Linked DNA regions of Homo sapiens: region 1 is linked to region 2. A link is an interaction called in ENCODE POLR2A ChIA-PET data of the cell type or tissue named here. Cell type or tissue: OCI-LY7. All regions are shown on one strand. Region 1 has its middle 11 kb from the start of CCDC195. Region 2 holds the start of LOC105373910 (a long non-coding RNA gene).

Region 1 (5,000 bases), 49 kb before region 2:
GCATATATTAACTATCTTCAGAAAATGTGACCCATACATTTCTGCCACCTTATTTTTAATTTCTAGAGGCTCCTTATTTCTCTAAAGGTTCTCTTTTTATGTGCATTCTGTTTTTGTTTCATTAACACTAATCTTCACATAGTTTCCAGGAATACTAATTATAGTTACTTGTTTGAATTTTCTTCTTACATTATCTCTGTTTCCTACAAGTACTTTTTTCTGTTTGTTTTGGCCTTTGTCTGTTATGTTAGATGATTTCCTCAATTTGTTAATGATTTACTACCCATCCATACTCAAAGTGAGGCACTACTAGTTGACATTAAACTAAGTGAATGTGCAAATGTGTATACACGTATGTATGCAAGAAATAGAACACCTTTCTATTACTGGGCTTCATTGTTGAGTGACCAGACCAGAGTGGGCATTAACTTAGGGAGCTATCCACTGACAGTATCTATAGATCTTTCTTATTGGGCTGGTCAGTGTCCCAGAAATCAGAGAGAATCACTAAGGATTATAAACCTAGGCCGGGCGCGGTGGCTCACGCCTGTAGTCCCAGCACTTTGGGAGGCTGAGGCGGGCAGATCACGAGGTCAGGAGATCGAGACCGTCCTGGCTAACATGGTGAAACCCCATCTCTACTAAAAATACAAAAGTTAGCCAGGCATTGTGGTGGGCACTTGTAGTCCCAGCTACTTCAGAGGCTGAGGCAGGAGAATGGCGCGAACCCGGGAGGCGGAGCAGTAAGCCAAGATCGCACCACTGCACTCCAGCCTGGGTGACAGAGCGAGACTCCATCTGAAAAAAAAAAAAGAGGATTATAAACCTGTTTGGCCAAAACTGGTTCTAGCATTTTCATCATTAGCAGGAAGAGCATCACTTCATCACTTAATCCTGTTTTCAGTATAGGATTCACACTTTCAACTTGGTGTTCCCAGTTCAGAGTCCCTTTGCTTCATCCCCTCCGGAAAATAAATCTCCTGTTTTATATTAATGCTCAGGTAGTTGATTGTCTATGTGGGGTGAAGAGGGCATCTAGAGATCTAACTGCTTCAACCAATTCTCCTTGTTTTGGACCTTCCCATATCTGCACATTGATCATCACCTGATGTTTCCAAAATCTCAGGTTCTGCATGATGAATTAGCTATTTCAAGGACACTATCCAGGCTTTCAATCTTGCTTCCTATGTGTGCTTTCCATGAGCTGCCAAGTGAGTTACCACTTTTGTGTCTAATTTCTAGCTTCAAAAATTTATTGCCATTGTGTCTTCTTTGTTCTTCTGGAGCCATGCTTCCTTTTTCCTTCTCTGTAGTGGGGTTTTGAGAGGGAATGGAAATAAAGCATATGTTCAGTCTGCTATATTGAACTAGAAGGACTGGCACAAGATTTCCTTTTCTTCCATTGTCATTTTGTGTATACTAATGCTGCTATTGCAGCCAACATTTAGCAAAATTATAGTACCCCACACAAAAACCCCAATCCAAGTACCTCTATGAAACTAATCCATTCATAATAAGGGTAATGTTTATATGTTTACATCTATTCCTTTTTGGTTATTTTATATTTTCTGTTTATCAGCAAGTATTTTGTTTGTGGTGGTATCAATTTTTATCTCTAGTGGTTCAGAAGACATGCATTCTATTTCTCTTTTTCTAGTACTATCCTTTACATTTTTAACAGACTTATCTAAATCTGTATTCTTCTATAATTATATTAAATGAATCAATATCTATACATTTCCTTAGCAAATAAAGGAAATTTATCACTTTATCACTTTACTATTTCAACAGTATTTTATATTATAAGCTATGGAAATTTAGCTCCAGAAAAGTTACTATAAATTTTCTTCTATATTATATATCAAAGATTAATAAGATAATTCTACCCTTTAAAGGCTCATTTACCTATCAGTTTCTTATATCTTAGGCCTTATGCTTTCTCTGATTCAATTTTCACTTGCTACAATATATCCTTAAGAAATCTTTCCAAAGCTTGTGAGTGATAAGCTTTCTGAGTTCTAACAGTCCTAAACAAAATCAACAAACCGTAAGCTACACCAAGGAAAAAAGAAGCCCACATTTTAAAAATCAGCGATGAAAAAGGAAACATTACAACTGGTATCACAGAAGTACAAATAATCATTAGAAATACTATGAGCAACTATGCTCCAACAAATTGGAAAACCTACAGGAAGTAGATACATTTCTAGGCAAATACAACCTACCAAGATTGAACCATGAAGAAACTGAAAACCTAAACATAACAATAGCAAGTAAAGGGAAGCAGTAATAACAATAACGATAACAAGTAAAGGGAAGCAGTAATAAAGAATCTCAATCAAAGAAAAGACCTGATGGATTCCCTGTTGAATTCTACCAAACACTTATAAAAGAACTAATACCAATTCTACTCAAATGATTTCAAAATATCAAAGAGGCAGGAATACTTTCAAATTCATTCTATGAGGCCAGCATTACCCTTATACCAAAACCAAGCAAAGACGCAAAAAAAAGAAAACTACAGACCAATATCCTTGATGAACATAGATGCAAAAATCCTAAATGAAATACTAGCAAACAGAATTCAATAATGCTTTTGTATTAAGCCATTCCTGCATTGCTATAAAGAAATATTGGAGGCTGCGTAATTTATAAATAAATGATATTTAATTGGCTGACAGTTCTGCAGGCTGTGCAAACATGGTGCTGGCATCTGCTCAGCTCCTGGGGAGGCCTCAGGGAGCTTTAACTCAAGGCAGAAGGTGATGTGGAAGCAGGTGTTTCACATGGTGGGAACAGGAGCAATGGGAGAGAGAAAGTGGTGGAGGAGATGCCACAAACCTTTAAATGACAAGATCTCACAAGAACTCACTATTGCAAAGACAGTATGAAACCATGAGGGATCCACCCCCATGATCCAAACACCTCCCACCAGGCCCCATCTTTAGCATTAGGGATTACAATTCAACATGAGATTTGTTCAGGGACAGATATACAAAATATATCAACACTAAAAAGATCATTTACCATGATTAAGTGAGATTCATCCCAGAGATGCAAGGATGGTTCAACATATGCAAATCAATAAACATGATACATCACATTAACAGATTCAAAGACAAAACCCACATGATCTTTTCAATAGATGCTGAAAAAGCATTCAATAAAATTCAACATCCTTTCACGATAAAAAACCCTCAACAAATTGGGTATGTAAGGAGCATAGCTCAGCATGATGAAAGCCATGTATGACAAACCCACAGCTAACATACTGAATGGGGAAAAATTGAAAGCCTTCCACTAAAATCTGGAACAAGACAAGGATGACCTCTATCACCACTTTTATCTTTTATTCAAAACAGTATTAAAGTCCTAACAAGAGCAATTAGGCAAGAGAAGTTTTTTTTTTAAAAAAGGCATCTAAGTTGGCAAGGAAAAAGTCAAATTATCTTTGTTTGCAGATGACATGATCTTATGTTTCAAAAATCCTAATAGCTCTACCAAAAAACTCTTACAACTGATAATAAATTCAGTAAAATTGCAGGATACAAAATTAACATACAAAATTCAGTAGCATTTATATATGCCAATAGTGATCAACCTGAAAAAGAAATCAATCCCATCTACAATAGCTACAATGAAAATAAAATACCTAGAAATCAATTTAACCAAGAAGTGAAATATCTCTACAAGGAAAACTACAAAACACTGATGAATGAAATGGAAATGGACGCAAAAAATGGACAGATATTCCATGCCCACTGGTTGGAAGAATCAATATTGTTAAAATGTCCATACTACCCAAAGCAATCTACAGATTCAGTGCAATCCCTATCAAAATACCAATGACATTCCCCACCGAAATAAGAAAAACAATTGCAAAATTTGTATAAAATTACAGAAGACCTCGAATAGCTTAAAGCAATCTCAATCTTGAGCAAAAAGAACAAAACTGGAGGCATCACACTACCTGATCTCATATTATACTACAAGGCTATAGTAGACAAAACAGCATGATATTGGCATCAAAACAGACACATAGACCAATGGAACAGCACAGAAAACCGAGAAATAAATTCACACACTTAGAGACAACCCATTTTCAACAAAGATGCCAGGAACATGCATTGGGGAAAAGACAGCCTCTATAATAAATGGCATTGGGGAAACTGGATAACCATACGCAGAAGAGTAACACTACATCCCCATCTTTCACCATATACAAAAATCAAATTAAAATGGATTAAAGACTTAAATGTAAGGCCTGAAACCATGAAATGACTAGAAGAAAACACTGGGAAACACTTCAGAACAGTGGTTTGGGCAAAGTTTTCTGGGCAAGACCTCAAAAGCACAGGCAACAAAAGCCAAAATAGGTAAATAGGATTACATCAAGCTAAAAATGAAGAGACAACCTACAGAATGGGAAAAATATTTGCAAATTATCCATCCAAAAAGAGATTAATAACCAGCATATACAGGGAAAGCAAACACCTCAGTAGCAAATAAATAAATAATCTAATTTAAAAATGGGCAAAAGACCTGAATAGACATTTCCCAGAAGATGACATACAAATGGCCAGCAGGTATACAAGGGAAATGTGAATTAACCACAATGAGATACTCTCTCACCCCACTTAGAATGGCTATTAAAAAAAAAAAAGCTAGCAAGGATGCAGAGAAAGGGGAACACTGGTCCACTGCTAGTGGAAATGTAAAGTAGTAGAGCCATCACAGAAAACATACAGAGGTTTCTCAAAGCACTAAAAATAGAACTACTGGCCAGGTGTGGTGGTTCACACCTGTAATCCCAGCACTTTGGGAGGCTGAGGCAGATGGATTACCTGAGGTCAGGAGTTCGAGACCAGCCTGGCCAACATGATGAAACTCCGTCTCTACTAAAAATACAAAAAATTAGCCAGGTGTGGTGGCACACACCTGTAATCCCAGCACTTTGGGAGGCCGAGGCGGGCAGATCACGAGGTCAGGAGATCGAGACC
Region 2 (5,000 bases):
ACTTTGGGGGTTAGGATTTCAATATATGAATTTAGAGGGGGCCAGACATGGTGGCTCATGCCTGTAATCCCAGCACTTTGGGAGGCCGAGGCGGGTGGATCACCTGAGGTCAGGAGTTCAAGACCAGCCTGGCCAACATGGGGAAACCTTGTCTCTACTGAAAATACAAAAATTCGCTGGGTGTGGTGGTGGGCAGTCCCAGCTACTCGGTAGGCTGAGGCAGGAGAATCACTTGAACCCAGGAGGTGGAGGTTATAGTGAGCCTGGATTGTGCCATTGCACTCCAGCACTCCAGCCTGGGCAACAAGAGCGAGACTCTGTCTTAAAAAAATAATAATAATTTAGAGGGAGACACAAACATTCTGATCACAGCAATCACTTTCCCAAAGTCATACTGACACTAAGTAACACAGACAGGGTTTGAATTCAGGCAGTCTGACTCCTGTGGAACTAGCCACTATTTGATGCTGCCTCCCAAGCCACAAAAATCATGGCCATACATGTATCCATCTTAAAATAATTCTTCCTCCATTCTCCACACATTGGTCTGGACAAGGAGGAGAGAGCACAGGGCTCTCTGGGCTTGATGATATCTGCTATAGAAGATCTAATTGCAGACTGACTCTAGGTTGGAGGATCCTCAATAATTGCATGTGTCCCCGAGAATTTCCAGGCCAGTGAGGAAGCTCTAGAGGCATCTCAAGTTCACTTTGATTCAAAAAATAAAAACAAAATCCCGGGAAATACAAACAAAATTCCACTGAAGTGGACCACTAAGTTTCCCCAAGATGAATCCACTCAGCAAAACATGCCAGATTTTGAACACATTGGAAGAACCTACACTTTTGGGACTAGACAGATTTTAAGAAGGATTCAATGAGAGGACTCAGGTGTGTTATCCTCCACAGCTTCTCTTGCTTTCCAAACTGAGGGGCCATATACAGATAGCTAAAAGTACCAAGAATACTCAAAACTGCTGATACAATAGAAACATAGCTTTTGAAAGCCCAAATGTATGTTACAGCCTTATTTATTTATTTATTTATTTATTGATTCATTCATTCATTTTTGAGACAGAATCTTGCTCTGTCACCCAGGCTGGAGTGCAACAGCGCGATCTCGGCTCACTGCAACCTCTGCCTCCCAGGTTCAAGCAATTATCCCACCTCAGCCTCCTGAGTAGCTGGGATTACACGCACCCGCCATCATGCCCGGCTAATTTCTGTATTTTTGTAGAGACGGGGTTTCACCATGTTGGCCAGACTGGTCTTGAACTCCCGACCTCAGGTGATCCACCCTCCTCAGCCTCCCAAAGTGCTGGGATTACAGGAGTGAGCCACCACGCCTGGCCTACAGCCTTATTTTAACAGCAATTTGCCTGTACTAGAGCCAGACATTCAGGGACATACGGTGGTCACCTATCCTTTTCAGAAAGGCCATTTCATTTATTCAGGAAATCTTTTTTTTTTTTTTTTTCAAGGCAGGATCTTGCTCTGCCACGCAAGCTGGTGTGCTGTGGAGTTACCATAGCTAACTGCAGCCTCAACCTCCTAGGCTCAAGAGATCCACCCACCTCAGCCTCTCAAGTAGCTGGGACTACAGGTGTGCACCATCACACCCAGCTAATTTTTAAATTTTTTTGTAGAGAAGGCGTCTCACTTTGTTGCCCAAGCTGGTCTTGAACTCCTGGGCTCAAGTGATCCTCCCACCTTGGCCTTCCAAAATGCTAGAATTACACACGTGAGTCACTGTGCCTGGCCCCAGGAAATCTTAATTTAGCACTCACTATGGGTGAAGTGCTGCAGCCACACAGGGATTACTGCAGTGAACTGGACAGACTGGTCCCTGACTGGCTGGATTTTAGAGTATAGCTGGGGACACAGACAAAGAGATTTCCTAACGAAGCAAGAGATTTAAAAACAAACAGAAACAAACAAACAAAAAACACATAAATACTGGGCACGGTGACTCATGCCTGCAATCCCAGCACTTTGGGAGGCCAAGGTGGGTGGATCCCTTGAGGCCAGGAATTTGAGACCAGCCTGGGCAACATGGTGAAACCCCATCTCTACTAAAAATACAAAAACGTTAGCCAGGTGTTTTAGCACATGCCTGTAATCCCAGCTACTCAGGAGGCTGAAGCACGAGAATTGCTTGAGGCCCGAGAATCACTTGAACCTGGAAGGCAGAGTTTGCAATGAGCCAAGATTGTGCCACTGCACTCCATCCTGGGTGACAGAGTGAGACTCTGTCTATAAACACACACACACACACACACACACACACACACAAATACTACTGTAATAAGTTTTGAGGAAAAAAATCCATTAAGTGCTAAATGGAGAAAAATTAGGTCCAGTTTTAGGAAAGGTTGAAGGGTGAGATGGAGGCAATTTTCAAAGAACCGAGAGTAAAGTCTACAGGGAAATGGAAGAATAATTTACATTCCAGGTGCAAGTAGTCATCCCATCCCCAAACCCACAGAAGCTATTTTCCTACTACCAGGGCCCCTTGATCTTTCACGAGGGAGAATAAATAGTAGGCAAAATCACCCCAGAATAAGATTTTAGCTTACCTTTTTAAGATCTCAGACCAGAACCTTCATCTACACATCTTGACCTCATAAGAAAGTTCAATATAGGGTGAAGAACTGAACCTTCCCAATACCAAGGCTGTAGCCCCAACCCTGTCCCTTCTCAGGGCGTGCCCTGGTTAACTGTGCCTCTGTTCACTTAACAAGGCTGGGTCTCTATAAACTGCAGGCGTTGGATTATAAAGTCCCTTTCATCACTCATGCAGCTAGTGATTAACTGACAATTGCAAGCTTGTGCAACCCCTTAATCTTTTTTATTGCATCACGTAAGCCATGCTATATTATATAGTTTCTCTTTCATATTATTGGCTTTTAAGAGCTTACCCCTGTGGTTTCTGCAAATGGATAAAAGACAGAGCCACTCCAAATGGTTCCTCACTTCCCAAACATCACAAGTAAACAAGTGATCTTTCCATAAATGTCTTACCTTGCAATTGCCCATTACAATTTGTCCTTGGTAGAGAGTTAACCTCTCATTTTCCCACATTATTAATTCCATGTGGCATTTTTTTCCAGTTCTGTTCATGCATTCTCGAGATGCCTCCTTCAAAATTTCATTTTTACCTCATTTTCATTTATTTTCCAGGCTGACTGTACCACCTGTCACTGGCAAATCCAGGGAAGTTTATTCCAAGCTCAGCCCTATAGTACACTGCACGGGCACAGTGGTTTCTCCTCAGCATTTAGAGGCAATTTCCACTAGGTTGTTCTAATTCCCACTGAATGACCCATGTGTTCCAAATTAGGATACACTTTCTTTTTTTTTTTTTTTTTTTTTTTTTTTTTTTTTTTTTGAGACGGAGTCTGGTTCTGTCTCCCAGGCTGGAGTGCAGTGGCACAATCTCGGCTCACTGCAAGCTCCGCCTCCGGGGTTCACGCCATTCTCCTGCCTCAGCCTCCCGAGTAGCTGGGACTACAGGCGCCCGCCACCATGCCCGGCTCATTTTTTGTATTTTTCTTTTTTAGTAGAGATGGGGTTTCACCATGTTAGCCAGGATGGTCTCGACCTCGTGACCTCGTGATCCACCTGCCTCGGCCTCCCAAAGTGCTGGGATTACAGGCGTGAGCCACCGCGCGCAGACAGGACACACTTTTGTCCTAAAAAAAGGAAAATTTTGGCCCGGGCGTGGTGGCTCACGCCTGTAATCCCATCACTTGGGAGGCCACGAGGTCAGCAGATCGAGACCATCCTGTCTAACATTGTGAAACCCCATCTCTACTAAAAATACAAAAAATTAGCTGGGCGTGGTGATGGGCGCCTGTAGTACCAGCTACTCCGGAGGCTGAGGCAGGAGAATGATGGGAACCCAGGAGGCGGAGCCTGCAGTGAGCCGAGATCGTGCCACTCACTCCAGCCTGGGTGGCAAAGCCAGACGCCGTCTCAAAAAAAAAAAAAAAAGGCAAATTTTATCTTTCCATTTATAGTAAGTCAAAAACAGACAAAACTCGGCTACAGTTTTAGAAGTCGGGAGAGTGATTACCTGTGAGCAGGAGGGAGGGGCAGTGACTAGGAGGGGCATGGGGTGGGCTGCTGGCCTCTATAACGTTCTACTGCTTGACCAGAGCAGTGCTCATGGATTTGTCCACTTTGATAAGTCATCAATCTGTCCACTCTTGATTTTTACACCTTCTTTTTTTTTTTTTTCTTTTTTGAAACAGAGTCTCGCTCCATCACCCAGGCTGGAGTGAAGTGGCGCCATCTCGGCTCACTGCAACCTCTGCCTCCTGGGCTCAAGAGATTCTCGTGCCTCAGCCTCCCAAGCAGCTGGGATTACAAACATACGCCACCACGCCTGGCTAATTTTTGTAATTTTTAGTAGAGATGGGGTTTCACCATGTTGGCCAGGATGGGCTCCAACTCCTGGGCTCAAGCGATCTGCCTGCCTCAGCCTCCCAAAGGGCTGGGATTACAGGCGTAAGCCACCGCGCCCAGCCTTTTACACTTTCTTTTATACGTGTTGTCTTTTCATTTAAAAAATATCCATTAAAAAGTCAAAACTGTTCCCTACACTTTATTTAGTAATACAACCAACATAGGTAATTTAGTGGTTAAGAGTGTGGCCTCTGGAGTGAGACTTCCTGGAGCCTAACTCAGTTTCTCCTTTTTATTGCTTTTCTCTTCTGTAAACATAGAGAACATAGCTTTTCTCTTCTGTAAAATGGTAATGACAGTAATACCTACCTCAGAAGGTTGTTCTGAGGATTGAAAGAGTTACTGTCTATTAAGCCATTAAACAATGCTAGGCTCATTGAGGGCAGCGTTTAAATATTCTTTCTCATATAAAGAGGAATGAAACTTTAGTTGTACTCCTAAAGTCTGGAATCATTACCAGACTTCAATCCTGCCTCTGCTACTCCCTAGCTATGTTACCTGTGATGAGTGTCTTGACCTCTTTGTTCCACAGTT

Evidence for each region. Peaks named below come from ENCODE experiments on the same cell type or tissue, not always from the same donor. Only the 100,000 strongest peaks of a DNase experiment are listed, where the experiment ranks them.
Region 1: POLR2A ChIA-PET joins it to region 2 with 5 read pairs; 4 of 35 experiments call an interaction of 5 or more read pairs at or near these places.

What each region holds. Positions count from the first base shown.
Region 1 is chr2:224,724,915-224,729,914 of GRCh38, reverse strand. No RefSeq gene overlaps it. Among named protein-coding and RNA genes, the nearest start is that of CCDC195, 11 kb to the right of the region's middle. In OCI-LY7, no CTCF peak of the experiment used is centred here; no DNase peak of the experiment used is centred here.
Region 2 is chr2:224,676,322-224,681,321 of GRCh38, reverse strand. LOC105373910 (a long non-coding RNA gene) reads right to left here and starts at 2,726. Exons shown (of 3, transcript XR_923956.2): 1 at 2,576-2,726. In OCI-LY7, no CTCF peak of the experiment used is centred here; a DNase peak (open chromatin) is centred at 2,719; H3K4me3 peaks cover 1,114 bases; H3K27ac peaks cover 1,634 bases.